Regions from separate parts of the Mus musculus genome. Here region 2 is linked to region 1. A link is a loop called in an ENCODE intact Hi-C map of the cell type or tissue named here. Cell type or tissue: gastrocnemius. All regions are shown on one strand.

Region 1 (5,000 bases):
GACATACATCATAGACTAGCAGAGCCACTACAGCTTTTTCCCTGATCATACCCCTTGTGATGCTCAAGACCCACCCAGCTCCTCCAGCCCCACACCATGATGCCCCCTGCTGATGGATGTCTACAGTGCCAGTCTCTAGGAGCCCCCCTAATCTCCTATTATAGCTCCCAGACCCACTTCTGTGAGTCTTGACAGCTCCCTGTCTAGACTGCAGACTCCTAAAGTCTTAATTGCTCTTTCATCAACAGAAAAGGGCGGCTTCTTCTTCAAGCAGCCAACCACTCAGCCAGCCCTTGTCGGGCTCCTGCCGTGTACCAGGCTGCGCCAGGATTCAGGATGTCTGAGGACTTGATGGATCACCTGGGGTCAGAGGAGGGTAGCTTCCCTCACTCGGATGTTGTCGGGCTGGGCCTCCTGCCAGATGTTAGGCTCCCAGAAAGGATGAGACCCAAGCCCAGTGCATTGGCTCATGTCTTTGATCCTAGCACTCACACCAGAGATGCTAGGGCAGAAGGAGTGCCATGAATTACAACTAGCCTAGTCTATATGGCAAGACCCCCGTCTCCATACACACAAAAAAGTGAGACCCAAGTCTTCAGAGTGCCATACCAGCCCAAGAAGGGAAAGCGGGAGGAATCTGGATGCACAGAGCTCCTGCATGTCACTGAGGTTATCATGTCACTGGCATAGCCTCGCAGCACTGTAGACTAACCGGCTCCCCTCCATATTCCTGGGCCGGTGGAATTGGGCTGTCTCTACTCTTTACTCCCTGAAGGGGTGGACGAGATATTGCAGAGTCCCTGTCCTTGAGGAGGAGTTTCCTTCCTTGAGTTACAATGATTAGCTAATTAAGGGTCAGTTTAGCTTATGAATCACAGATCCGGCACCCAGGTGGCTGCCTATGTCTCCTTGACTCACCCCCCCTAGTCCACCCCTGTGTTGAATCTGAGCTCATTAGGTAGTACTAGGTGCTAAGCAGTAGAATCAACATTGTCTACTCCCCCACTCAGCACCCCCCTCCGAATAATTTAGTTATCACAGTCTGCCTCCATGACCTCTAACTACAGCCCTGTGGTGTTCCCATGTCCCCTAGAGGTGACACGGACAGGGATCCAAAAGTACCTGCATACCCTGTCCCCAAAAGACAGTTTTTTGAGACTCAGTGAGACCACACACCCCCCTTTGCATTCCATGCTGTGGAGAAGAGCTCTCCTTTGTCGTCATTCTGGAAGGATGACTCTCTTGGGGCAAGGTTCTGAGTTGTCACAAACAAGATTGGCAACCCTAAGAGCCATTTATTTATCTCACAATTGCCTAAGCGCCTCTGGTTTAAAAAAAAATTGATTGTGTGACAAAATGTGCCAAACTTATCACTGGCACATCTACTTAACACCACCACTTCTTTGGAGAAGAAACAGGGAAGGAAGGGGTCCTATCCAAATACTCCAGCAAGCCTGGGAATGCTGAATTCATTCTAGCCCCAGCCTGGTTGCTGTCTGGCCCTTGCCATCAGCCCCTGCTATCTTCCCAGACTGGAGACACAAGAGCTCTGCAGCAGACACCCATAGTGGATTAACTAGCTGAGGCCCAGCACCACTGCGGCAGCACTGCAGTCAGGATGAAATAGAGCCCTGGAAAGCCAGCAGAGCCGAGCCCATAAAGCATTTCTCTCAGCCCAGAATTGCCTGGTGCCTGTCACAGGAGGAAATGACTGCCTAGGATACAGCAGACAGAATGGGAGAGGAGAAACTGTGGCTTCTCTTGGCCCCTACTACACACTGGAGGGTTTGGGGAGGGGGAGGGGAGGATCAATGCTAGGCTAGACAGGAGCCAGATGTAGTTTTGTAGATTGCAAGGGCCAGAGAGAGTAATATAGGTCCTATTTGCAGCTGTCTCCGTTAGAGACCTCAGGCACTGGGCACATTTTTGTAGGAGAGCCCCATGGTGCTCTCCTAACAGAAGAGTTAGGACTCTGCTGTACTGATATGTCCATCAAACCTGCCTCCTTGGGGAATGTGGTGCCTTCCAGAGAGAACAATGGGCACTCAGAGGAGGGGGGGTTGTGCGCGTGCGTGCATTTGTACACATGTGCGTGGTCTCCCAGACACCGCCAAAGGAAGAGATCAATTTAGAGAATTAGAGGCCAGCCCACTTTGCATGGCTTCTAGGAAGCATGTTCGGTAAATAAGGATTCAAGAGATGAGATGTTTCATCGTTCAATTAATTTTAGCCTTGGATCTCAGGCGGTGGGGTTGTGGGGAGGGTGCAGAGAGAGTAATCAATACCAAGCATTCAGCTTGCTAACACGAAGCACATTTCATACAAAGCTGGACATTTTTCTCCTTGTCATACAGAATTATCTTAATTATCGTTTCAAGGAAGAGCCTTATATAGCATCATCTAGTAGTCCAGGAGGCGGCTCAGAAACTCGTCACAGGAATAATTTATGATTTTTCTTTCTAACATCTTGGTCTTGTTTGATATGCTTGCCATTTCTCCCTGACAGGGAGGTCGATTAAATCACATTTATATTGTAAACGTATGCATTGCTTTTTACCCAAGGCGCTGGATGAAGAGATACAGGGGCCCCAAGGGAGGGAGAAGCCAATCCACTTTCATATTGCAAATTTCTGCTGTTTGGAAGAAATGAATGGTTGCCAGGGAGAGCTGGGAATTACTTGGGGATGCAAATGTTATTTTAGAACCCTTTGGAGAGGGTTTTTTTTTCTCCCTCCCCCACCTCCTCCAGCATTTTCCCTTCTCAGGCTGTTAATAGAGGCCAGTCTCTAAGCAAAAGCTAACGGAATGCACTTCACGGCAGGCATTCTTGGGGGATTGGCCTGCACCAGATTTCTAGCTGGCCGACCTCAAGCAGGCTGCCTCTTGGCCTGGAGGCGGGGTGGCAGATGCAGAAAGAGAAAGAGAGAGAGAAAAAGGAGCTATTCATATTTTTGCAAAGGCATTGCTTCCTCCCACCTGATGGAGGAGGCCACTCTGGAAGCTGGTGGTTGGGGACATGGGGGAGGGGCTGGTGGTGGGGAGGGAAAGACAGCAAGACGAGGGGAAAGGTCATTAGCAGAGACCAGGAAGAAGTGACGCCAGGCACCATCATTAACCTAACCGAACTAATTAGGAAACATTCAAGTTTTATAAATTATGCAAGACGCTCAATTTATACTTTTTCAAATTCCTACCATAACATAGATAATGAGGGAACATTTACAGTAACAGTGTAACCTAATCAAGAAACCCTTTCATTAGCATGAAATCTTCCAACACGGTGTTTGCGAGCACAACAAACGGAATTATAGATGCCAGGGGAGGCCGGGGCTGGGGGCGGGGAGCTGGATTGTGGGGAGGAGGGGCAGGGGTTGTCTTTTGCTTAAGTGGCAAGGCCCCTAGCTCTTAGAAGTCATCCCCTCCCATCCTCAGCATGAAACGGGGCTCTCTTTGCATTCAGTCTTGCCAAAGGAATGGAAAGGTCTGGAAGGACCTTCTGACTTACTATACTCTAGATGATTTACAACTACCTCCTCTGTCTTGGCCCTCTAATCCTGGGAGACAGATAACTACAGCATAGATCAGCCTTTTCCACAGGCCTGGTTTTTCCCTGCAGAGGTCAGAAGTCAAAGTCTGCTGAGGCTCAGGCTCCATGAATGCAGATAGATGCCGTCCACTGCTATAACTTTGCCTGATGGTTCCGAGTTCACCACTGGTAGATGGAATACAGTGAGCACGGTCCAAGAGCTACTGGGGAATCCCAAGACTCAAAGAGATTCTGACATATCACCCGATTCCCAGATCAGTAAAACCAGCTGGAACCCACAAGAGAAATCCATACCAATAGGGCATGATGGTAAGTGCCTGTTATCATACCAATGGGAAGATAGAGGAAGGAAGACTGGGAGTTTCAGTATCAGCCTTGTCTACATTTCATGGTTGAGATCAGCCTGGGCTATATGAGAGCCCATCCCGAGGGAAACACCTTGCCTGCTAAAAAATGAAGAACCCTTTTGAGGCCTTGGGGAAGGGGTAAAACCTTTGGTCTCTTCTGCTGCTGGCTTCTCTGTACCAGTGGTTGAACAGAGGTCCCTACTATTTAGTGTAGTCTGCTATCAAAACACAACCATAGATTGTATTTCAAGAATGTGATTTATTTCCCGCAATGCCAGTGACCAGAAATCTAACATCAAGGTGATGCTGAGTAGACTTTGTTCCCAGGCTAATATACTTGTCTCAGGCTGTGTGCTGTGTAGTCACAGGAACGCTTCTTTGTATAACCTTTTGTTATGAAATTACCAGTCCATCCAGAGGTCTCCCCTGAGACCTTACCTAACCCAAATTTACCTTATGAAAGCCCCATATTCAATTATGATCTCACTAGGTATTGAGGCTTCAATGTATGAATCTTAATATATGAAACATTCAGTCACTAATACTCCCCCAAATGAATGTCTACCTAGGATATGTGGATATGACATGGTTTGGGATAGAGATACAGGTCTTCAGGAATGTCAATCACTTATGGATCCTGAGACCCTGTCATGCTAGGGTACCAGAATGGCTCGATGTTCGGATCCAGTCATGGTGGAGCCAGCACTGAGAAGACAGAGGCAGCAACTTCAAGCCAGGGGCAGCCAAGGGCAGCCAAGGACAGCCAAAGACAGCCAAAGACTGCAGTAAGCCACCAGAAGTTGGGAGAACAAGGAAAGACACCCTTTCCAAGTTCACAAAGATATTGCTGTCCTATACCCACAAAGGTCATGAGTTGTTAAAGCTTGGTCCTTAAGCAATGGTTAGAGACTTTGGGGAACTGACTACCTCATGAGGACCTTGACCCCATCAATGGATGACTCCTAATTTGATGACATTATTGGGAAGTTGGGGACACTGAGAGGCAGTACCTCAGCTGGGAAAGTAGGTCATTGGGAGTGTGCACTTGCCTTTGTGCCTGGTCCTTTCTCTGATCTCTGTCCCTTTGTTTCCCAGTTGCCATGAGA
Region 2 (5,000 bases), 49 kb before region 1:
ATACCCTCTTCTGTCACCAAGAGAACCCAGTGTGACTGAATTCTATGTTCCTCCGGCAGAGATCCACTTGCTAGCTCTCTTGAAGTCAGCCTTCTCTCGCTGTGCCTCGCAGCCATAAGGCCCCTCCTCTGGTAATGGCCCTCTTCCTGGGACAACTGCCAAGTAAATATGTCATTTCCCTAGATCTCTTCTCATCATTCACTTTGGGGAGGCTGGCCACAAATGAAGATAATATTCAAATTTGCCCTATTATTTCAATCACCTTGTTTCCAACAATCCAAAGCATTTGACCTAGAAAATAAGGGATTTGGAAGCAAAAATTGTCAAGGGAGATGAGGAGATGCCTTCAGTTCTTCCAGAACAGAGCCTCAGAACCTGTGAGCTGGATCATTGTACTTTACACTTAACCTCTGGCCCCTCTTCCTGGAGGGCCATCTATACCTGACCTTGCTCCCTGCCTGTGGCCAAGTACATCAGCTTTAGCAGTCAATCTCTCTTCCCCAGGCAGTAGAGACTTGTTCAGGAAATCAGAAATGACTCCAATCAAGGCCTTGTCCAAAGCCATCGAGGCGGGATTGCTCATCTGATCGGAGTGAACCCGGAGCTGCAGAATGCCACATCTGCCCTCTGTGTGGGGACAGCCTGAGAATGAAGTCAACAGAGCAGAAGGAAGCCAGAGGTGGCACTTGGCACCGGGGGCCAGCCATGCCCGGCCCCTGTCTTGAGAGTTAAATCCTTCCTTCAAGCTTGAACAAGGGGGAATTGGGTTTCATTCCTAGCAGACAAAGTGCCAACCAAAATGAGGGTCCATGGGCTCTCCAACTCAGTGCTCTGCCTGTGCGGTACTGTAGACACATTCTAGGGTTGACAGGGACATACATGTCCCTTCAAACCTTGTCTGCCCCAGGGGCTATGAGAGTGACTCATACTTTCTTGCCTATGAGTTTTAAAGAAAACATAGAAGATTGTGTTTTTAATTTCTTTCTTTAAAAAAAATGGATTGCTATGTTTATTCTCGACCATTTGAGAGGCTCCCCGTAGGTGCACAGCATGGAGTCCCCAATTTGAGGTGCTGCCATAAGTGGCCTAAGATGTCCTGTGTTTCCTCTGTTAAAGGCAGAAGCCATTGCTGTTAAAGCTTCTGCTCTAAGCACTGTATACCAGGGGACCCGCTTACACACCACAGGGGACACCTCAAGACGCTCTGGCCCTGAATGAGGAGATGGGTACCCTCACCTGACAATAGAGAACACCAAAGCCTGACTGACTTACATGACTTCCCAAGGCCACAGATATGGGTAAAGGAGCTGGCATTCAATTCCAGATCAGGGAGGTGTGCTTTACCCACGGCACCTCTGCCCTTTCCTACTGACTCCTGTACAAAACTGTGAACACAGCTTCCTCCGGCAGCCCGCTGGCCATCTGGCCACACACTGGAGGGCAGGGATCTTGCTCAAATTTGTACTTCCAGTGTGCTGAGAGGACCAGGGCTTCTGGAACTGGCTCCAGTTCACAAAGGTCCATCTGGGCCTCTGCTTCTTAAAGAGGAAGCTGTAGGGGTTCTTGTGATTAAGGGCTGTTGGCAGCTGTGCCTTAGGGGCCTGTGAAAGACAGAAGTGACTATGACACTCATCTCACTGGGACTGAAGGAGAAAGAGCAGGGCGGCCTTGTTCTCGGAGATGGGCAGCCTTCGTTCTTCTCCTTGGGGACACATAAAGGCCGGAAGAGGCAGGGGGATTGTACTGCTGCCCACAGCAGAGGACAGTCTTCATTTTCCTTACACCAACCACTAAGGACAGTTTCACTGAGTGTAGGCCAGTCAGGACCGAGGGTGTGTGCTCTTGAGCAGGTCTCTATGGTATGGAGAGCATAAGCCAGCTCTGCCTTTTGTGATGACTTTCCTCCTCTCACTCAGCTCTGCACAGCTTGCAAGATTATAGCTCAGAGTTCACAGAGAAGAGAGGACCCAGGATGCTTCCATACCAACTGCCACTGTTGGAGTCAGGATGTCATATACACACACCACATACATAAGACACCCCAGCGCCACTGCAAGCCCTCAGATTGCCCTCTGCTGGGCGGCTCAGAACGCTCTGTACCTGGCACTAGTCATCCGGATTGGGGGAGGATATAAGCTTCCATTTCTACAGCTAAAAATGGAAGCCAGTGTATTTTTCTCAGAGCCCTTCCTGACGGGACAGAACGGCTGTAAACAACAAACAGCTTGGTTCAGTACTAAAGTAGGAGCACAATGGCCTCTACTGTTAATATTCCTAACCTCATCTGAACACAGGTTCCACCTGCTAAGAGCCATCCATGTTTTAAAACTTGATTTAGAACTCACAGTTATACATGGAGAAGAGCCTTCTAGAAACACCTTATGTAGTCAAGCTCCTTTATTCCAGAGAGAGAGAGAAAGAAAGAAAGAGAGGAAGAGAGAGAAGAACAATGCAAACACAGAAGGTCACGCTGACTGTTCAAGAGACAAACAAACAAATCAAAACTAAAAACAACAAAACAAAAAACCCCAAACAACTGGTCCCTGGCCCACCCAGACCTTAGGCCCCTCCTTATGCCAGCTTCTCGCTCACTGCTTCTCATAGTGCAAACGTGACTGATTCAATGAGAATTTGAAATTAAAAAAAAAAAAGGATTGATTTTGGTGTTTTGAGGCTTCGTGAAACCAGCAATTTTAATCAATTTTTCAAAATTGCTAATTTCATCCATCCAAGAAACTCACACACAAACAGAGGGGCTGATTGAAATTTAAATGGCGGCTGGCTTGTTAGCTGCAGGCAGCCAGGCTGGGTATTTTCCTATGCAAGTCTGCCACTGTGTCCCGGCTGGCAGCAAGAGGAAGCGATCTCCATGAGACACTCGAAGGCAGTAAGAATTCAGGCAGCTGAAATGAGAAGCAACAACATGAAATGATAAAAACAAAGGCAGATCTTTATTAGCACCAACATAATGTGTTCCTGTGTCCTCCGGTCTCATCGAGAGCCCTGCCCGTTGTCTATTGAAACTGTAATTAGGCTGATAGGAACCAGAGGATTAAACTAACTTTCTTCTCTGATCGCAGGGATTTCAAATGAGGGAGATGGGGTGGAGATAAACCTGAGGAAAGGTATTAATATTCTGGGCCGCAGCTTCCCAGGACAGCTGAGCTGCTAAACAATGGCTGGCTGCGGCCCCCACCAGCCTGCGGCTACCTGCTGGGGAAGGATTGAGATGCCCGTCTGCCACATCTGCTGGATGAGAATGTTGAGGTCGCCCCTTACTCTGCCAAACACGATCCTTGGTCTTTCACACCTCTCTCCCAGGACGCTGTGTCAGTCCCTCCTTGTGTCTTTCCCATATGCCTGCCACCTGGGTACTATTGCAGTTGAGCCTTAGTCTGGAGCTCCTGGCAGAGGAGTTCACTGCTGTCTTTCCAACCACCAGTGCATTCGTTCAGTTAGATGCCAACCTCCATGCACAGTCAGGCACCTGGAGGCCATTTTCCTAGCCCATACCTGAGATCATCCCGTCTCTCATTCATGACCCATTTCCAACTCAGAAAATAAAGACCAGCCTGCCCCATATGTATGTCCCCACACTGCCTCTCTGGCTCCTCCCCACCAAGGGTCTGGGTACAGCAGCCACTTCTCAAATTTACCATGAACTTCCCCTCCGGCGGGGGTGGGCTGCTCTCTAGGCCTGGTTACCCCTTTATCTGGTGACACTGGACCCCACTCACCTTCCTCTGAAGCATCACTTAAGTGTTAGTAGCCACACGATGGCTTTCCACTTCGCTGAAAGTTCTATATAAGGTGATGGACCGGATCTTGATGAAGAATGTGGGACATGGTGCATGATGGGACATACAGAATTAAAACTCATGTCAGGGAATTGATGTGGGAAGGGGAGATGAATAGAGCAGAGAGGAATGTGGAAGACAGGTAAGAATAAAGTCTGGTGGCACATATATACAAAATATCATAATGAAGGCTATGCCTTTACATTCTAATTTGAAAAAAAAAAGATAAAAATAAAAACAATCAGCCAGTGGACAGAGAACTTGCTCAGGGGTTAAGAACACTTTCTGCTTTTCACAAGGACCTGAGTTCGATTCTCAGCACCCACATTGTGCAACTCACAACAGCCTGTAAATCCAGCTCCAAAGGGTTCACAGACACATAAAATAAAAATAAGTAAGAACTATTCATATCAACACGGATCGGCCTGAAGATGGTCTAGGGACTCCAAGGAAGGCAGCCCGAGGACCCTCTCTCTGTCTGCTCTTTCTGGAAATCTTGCCAGCTTGCGTGTGTGTGTGTGTGTGTGTGTGTGTGTGTGTGTGTGTGCTCACACAGATATATATGTGTGGAGGTATATATCTACATACACACATATATATGTATCTATATATCATTCCATATATTAACCACATGTGAATGGAATGATATTCACATGAATGCACAACAGATCCCAACGGAGTAGACAACATGGAGTCTCTCACTTCCTATGCAAGGTGTTCACACAAGGGGAAACATGGTTGGTTGTTCTCATCATAGACCAGAGAATGAGGCCAGCATCCAAATGTCCTTCAGCTCCATTCCCCTAGTCCCTCCAGTCTCAAGGCCAAAGCCTTAGTAGTACATTCGAGTGCTGAGAAGATGACTCGGTGGGCAAAGTACTTGCTGCAAAAGTGTGAAGATCTAAGTTGGCTCCCTAGAACACTGATGCAGGAGCACAAATCAATAATCCCAGCTCTCATATGGCAAGATGTGAGGCAGAAAGGAGAATCTTTGGAAGCTGGAATCCCATCTAGCCTGGTGTACTTAGCAGAGAACAAGAGACCCTGTCTGAAACAAAGTAGAAAATGTAAAACATCCCTGTAGATTGTCCTTTGACCTCTACACAAGTGCCACATAGGACAGTAGGGGCATTCACACACAAGCACACACACAAAGGTTCAGAGAGAAGGAGGGATGGGGAGGGGAGAGGAGAGGGAGGGGCA

Evidence for each region. A loop is a pair of places that touch in the nucleus more often than their neighbours do. Peaks named below come from ENCODE experiments on the same cell type or tissue, not always from the same donor. Only the 100,000 strongest peaks of a DNase experiment are listed, where the experiment ranks them.
Region 2: it touches region 1 in a loop (5-fold over the local background); 2 of 42 quality-filtered maps call a loop at or near these places.

The regions. Positions count from the first base shown.
Region 1 is chr14:24,824,524-24,829,523 of GRCm38, reverse strand. All of the region lies in intron 2 of Gm32008 (a long non-coding RNA gene), which reads right to left. It overlaps Gm31951 (a long non-coding RNA gene), which reads left to right. Exons shown (of 2, transcript XR_383265.1): 2 at 249-460. Among named protein-coding and RNA genes, the nearest start is that of Gm31951, 3.3 kb to the left of the region's middle. In gastrocnemius, no CTCF peak of the experiment used is centred here; DNase peaks (open chromatin) are centred at 361 and 2,866.
Region 2 is chr14:24,873,196-24,878,195 of GRCm38, reverse strand. It overlaps Gm32008 (a long non-coding RNA gene), which reads right to left. Exons shown (of 8, transcript XR_874420.3): 8 at 371-2,903. It overlaps Gm41110 (a long non-coding RNA gene), which reads left to right. Exons shown (of 4, transcript XR_874421.2): 4 at 60-134. Among named protein-coding and RNA genes, the nearest start is that of Gm41110, 15 kb to the left of the region's middle. In gastrocnemius, a CTCF peak has its summit at 2,084 (motif pointing left); DNase peaks (open chromatin) are centred at 1,489, 2,036, 2,838 and 3,297.